Regions from separate parts of the Homo sapiens genome. Here region 2 is linked to region 1. Evidence: read pairs that join two places in POLR2A ChIA-PET (ENCODE). Cell type or tissue: GM12878. All regions are shown on one strand.

Region 1 (2,500 bases):
CTCATTACCACACTTGCTAAAAAGTAGCTATTGAAGTATATTTGCGACTTTTGAAGGCTCCTCTTTCTGCCCTTCCCCATTTGTTGGATGGCTGCAATCTCAGTGCCTGAGGGAAGATGCCTAGTAGAGGAAAGCTTAATACTCTTTTTCCTGAAAGAATATCATCCTCTGCATTATCCCCATGGAACGTTTCACTTTAACCCTGACTGGGGAGCAATATGTTCTGTGAAAATATCTTGAAATTGTACACCAAAACCTTACAACCAACTTATTTGAACATTTATTACACACAGGGTTTACGTAAGACTTTTCTTATTGGTATATAATTAATTTCCTTTGGTCTCCCTTATCCACATTGGCTTATTCTGGAGGAAAAGCAGTGATCTGTAAAACAAATCAAGAATATATTAAATCTAGAGGAATGCAGAGAAGAAAACTATAAAACAGAACCAAAAACTTGTTGCACAGCCTACATAATTAAGAGATCAACTGGCTGGAAGCAGATCAAGGCCTAACTTCATTCAAGACCTAAATATTATGAGACTCAGTTATTCGGTTTTATGTGACATCTCTTCCATTCACCATGCACAGGCTTTTCCAGCTATCTATATAATGTTTGCAAATATTTGATAAAGATGATGTTACCCTATCTTCCTCCATCTGATTCCTGGAATGCTTGAAGAAAGGGGAAATCTTGAGTAACCTCATTAAAATTAATGTCTGGTGGACCTCTCAGTTTGCTCACTGATTGGGTAGACTTGCTACTCTGGATTAATAACTGCTTTTCTCTGCCTTGTCTATTAGCCATGCACACACTTCCTCCTTATATCCAAAGTTCTTTGGTTCTAAAATTCATAGTTGATACCTTCCCAAGGTTACCTGTTGTTTCAGATAAACATTTGTTCTTCCTGATAGTTATAGGTTTTCCTCTCTGTCCTTAATTCTGGCAGAATTGTTTTTAGTTATGTCATGGTAATTTCAGGATGATTTTTGTATCTGAAACTTAACAGACTTAGAGTTGGTTTGTTTTTTAAATATAAAGGAAGAAAAGTGACCTTTCTCAGCCCTTTTACTTAATTAAAAATGCAGGGAATGTAATTTGTAAAATGTGGAACCAAGAGTAGAACGAAATACTATCCCTCCAGAAGCACTGATGTGTTTCAGTTGTTTCAAATAGTAAACAACCAGATGACATGTTAGGTACACAAATTAATTCTATTCCTAATGAGAATTAGATTGCAAGGCCTATGAGACTTGAAAACCAAAGATGAGCTTCAGCCATGAAACTTATTTCAGCTACCTCCCCAGCCTAACCCTGCCCCCAGCCCTCATGGCCCAAAATAACCTCACCACTCAGTGACCACAGAGAAAGTAACTTGGTTCCTTTTAGCCGAGAAGGGAAAACACAGTAAGGGTAAATAAGTACAGGTTACATAGCAGGCCTGAGTGAGCAGGAGCTGAAACTAAAAGTCAAAGAGAAAGCTATCAAAAAAAGTTTCCATTTCAAGTCGGTACATTTTGGATAAAAACCAGTCCTAATGGAAGATGGGGCTAGGAAAAAGATTAGGAACTGGCAGTCATCCATAGAGGTGAAATACAGAGGGAGGGACAGCAAGAGAAGTGACAAAGGTCACTGATGATAGGCCACAAGTGTAGATAAAGATAAGAAAACAATGTTATTTCAGTGACTGTTGACTTAGGCAGCTAATCTAGACTATTAAAGTCAAATCCTCTCTGGGAAAAGTTATCTTTCTGACAATGCAAAGTATGTTTATTTAAATATCAGAGTATCTTCAATCTGAGAATTAAAGCATATGAAAGCAATCTTTCCTAACTCCCTACGATTCATCTTATAAGTAAATTTATAAGTAAATTTTTAAACTACACTAGTCTTTTAAATATATATAGAAAAATATATATACACACGTATAGACATGTATATGTAATCTATCTACATATATATAAAAAATGCATTTTCCAAATGCATTAGCCTGATTGGACTGTGCCACAGATTAGTGTCCTCCTATGAAATTTTGAGTATGTCATTTGTAAATGTTAGCATTATAAATTGCAGGAGAATTTAAGAATTGACTTGTATTTCACTGGATACTATAGTACCCGGTAAGTTACACACCTGCTTGACCACATACCATTCATGTTACATGACACAAAATAGGAAAAAATCTTTTGCTGGTATTGCGTTCCCTTCTCTCTTAGAGTCAAAAGGATCTATTCTGCAAAATTAATCAAAATATTCAAAAGGAAGGCAGGTTTTTCAAAACTGGGCTAAGCAATTATCAAACTGAACTAACCTGCTTTCAGATATCCTGTTGTATTGCCCGGTAAGTATAGTCACACTTGTCCAACCCGTGTCTCAATATGGAATTCAGAAAAGTTACCATATATAAACCCAGCTATAAATGGTTGTAGAAAATATAAGTATCAGTGGGTTTCCTATGTAATAGTGTTTAAAACACAAATATTTCAACCATTTGGCAAG
Region 2 (2,500 bases), 210 kb before region 1:
ATAACAGTGTTATTTCTAAAATGGATTCAACTAAGTGCACGATCACTATCTTGGATACAAATAAGGTTATTTCTTGTTTTTTGATGTATGAAGATTGTATGAGTAATAAAAAATAATTGTGTAGCAGAATACCAATACAAAAAAAGTTTTCATAGTACTCACCTTTGGAAGGGCAGGCTTGGATTTGAAATTTTTGTTTCTCCTATAGAGATAAATCATTCATTAAAAAAAGCTACTGTATAAAAACAAAAACAAAAGCTACTGTAGAGAAGAAAGATTTCAAGGTCTCTCCTAAAACAACAGATTATATACCCATTACCAAGACTGTAGGTTCTTTATATGAAAACACTATCTGATTCAGCCAAGCAGGCACCTTGGGAAGGAAGAATAAACAAGGAAAAGATACCTGCCTTGTTATATAAGTATAAACAGATTTACACCTGATGATTAGTAACACTGTGTTGTACATTCTAAGCCACAGGTTCATTTTCTTCAGTTGTTAGTAGTTTCTTGTACCTACAGAAGACTTATTTCTATCATATCAAAACTAAATGAGATGTCTAAGTTTCATAAATTTTAAAAAAACGTACTTATCACCAAAACGTAATCTTCCATTTTTGGTAATTAAAAATTCTATTCCACTCATTTTTTTCCTTATTCAAACCTCAATACCATACTTAAATCAAGTCTTTTTAATTTATTTTTAGCCTTTTTTATGGCCACAGAAAAGAAGGAATAAAGTCCAACGCTTATGAATATGGGCTGGGAAGTTAGAAAGACCTGGACAACAATCTATGGTCTACCATCTATTAAGGTATGATTTTAACCTCTTTAACTTTTCATTATGTAATAATGTAAAACAGGGAGGACAATACTACCTATAACTTAAAAGTTGTTGTGAGGATTAAATGAGTTAATGTATATCTCTGGGCTAGAGCAAGACCTACATAAATAGAACCTACTAATATTATTAAGCAGTGATTCAGACAAGGATTATGGAATCCAATTCAGTCACACCTCTAGCTAGCGGTCAAACGATATGCTTGGGAAATATCTAAAACATGTTAATGCTAATAACTAATAACTTTTTTTCCTTTTTTTTTTTTTCTCAGAGACAGGATGTTAATCGGTTGCCCAGGCTGAAGTGCAATGGCAAGATCATGACTCATTGCAGCCTCAACTTCCTTGGCTCAACTGATCCTCCTACCTCAGTCTCCTGAGTAGCTGGAACTACATGCATGCACTACCACACCTGGCTAATTTTTTTTCTTTTCTTTTCTTTTTTTTTTTTTTTTTTTTTTTTTGGAGAGATGGGGTCTCTATGAAGCATGGTAGAGAATGGTTATAGCTATGTCTTCAAACCAACTCTGTAATCAGTTAATGAGAAATGGAAAGCTTGGATAAGTGTTATATATCACTCAACCATTCACCATTTATAGATTTTCTTGCCTAATTTGTTAAGATTGCTAGAATTAATGGATAATTATAGTAAAAATTGGGAATCCTAAAAGGAGCTAACAGTTTTTTCTTTCTCTGAAGGTAGGGCCTGTCTAAACAATAAGACCTTTATTATCATCTCCATAACAAATATACTCAGTCATGATTCTCCTGGTAATATGGGGGAGAAAAATCAACAAAAACACAAGCTTTATAACACATGAGATTCATGGCTGTAAACGCTACCTAAATAACTTTGAGTCTTGTTTCAGTCAAAATTCTTCCCATGAAAATAACATTTCACCATCTTCCTTCTTCATTTTTTTCTGCCAGAAATTTTAAACCAGACAAAAAACAAAAAACAAAAAACAATTTACATTACTGATTAGTACTGACGTGAGAATTCCATGGGCTCTCTCCAGGAGTTTGCTGCTAGTTGAATTAGCAAATATTCCATCTTTATCAAGCAAGGAGGTGCCACTTGATAGTCTGCTCTGGCGAATCCCAGTTCTGCCATTCCAGGCAATATCAAATGTATCACTGTAAAAAATATAATTTGCTTTAGTTAATGAAGACGTCTCTAACACTATACTGCTTAAATAAGTAAAATAAAACTTTAAATACTAAAGTTAAAATTTAGAAAAAAATGCTAAACCAACCAAAAACTGATTTCATCCAAATGACTGCCAATCAGTTGGGACTAACCGTTGTCTCATTCAGAACAAATTCCTATGAATTCCATCATATTCACATACAAACGTGCATGTAGATGAGCATATCATGTAGCTGATATCTTTAAATATATTATCATTCAACAACTAGTAACTAATAAAATGGATTATAGTATCTTCCCTCTTTGTTAGATTTTAGAATTTTCAAATGCTACTATAGGAATTTGTCATCCTAATACACTATCCCATCCTATGGAATATCTAATTTCCTCCTGAAAGGTCTTATTTACACACACACACACACACACACACACACTCACTACTCACACACCCATTAAACTAAGTCCTATGAGACTCTAAACATTGCAGATATAGCAATGAACAAAACATAA

Evidence for each region. Peaks named below come from ENCODE experiments on the same cell type or tissue, not always from the same donor. Only the 100,000 strongest peaks of a DNase experiment are listed, where the experiment ranks them.
Region 2: POLR2A ChIA-PET joins it to region 1 with 9 read pairs; 2 of 35 experiments call an interaction of 5 or more read pairs at or near these places.

What each region holds. Positions count from the first base shown.
Region 1 is chr15:72,140,236-72,142,735 of GRCh38, forward strand. It overlaps SENP8 (SUMO peptidase family member, NEDD8 specific), which reads left to right. Exons shown (of 2, transcript NM_145204.4): 2 at 1-2,500. The coding sequence ends at 27. Among named protein-coding and RNA genes, the nearest start is that of SENP8, 23 kb to the left of the region's middle. RefSeq lists an enhancer at 1,538-1,627. In GM12878, no CTCF peak of the experiment used is centred here; a DNase peak (open chromatin) is centred at 1,376; H3K4me3 peaks cover 290 bases; H3K27ac peaks cover 1,086 bases.
Region 2 is chr15:71,933,508-71,936,007 of GRCh38, forward strand. It overlaps MYO9A (myosin IXA), which reads right to left. Exons shown (of 42, transcript NM_006901.4): 17 at 1,834-1,977; 18 at 163-202. It overlaps LOC107984713 (a long non-coding RNA gene), which reads right to left and starts at 140. Exons shown (of 2, transcript XR_001751795.2): 1 at 1-140. In GM12878, no CTCF peak of the experiment used is centred here; no DNase peak of the experiment used is centred here.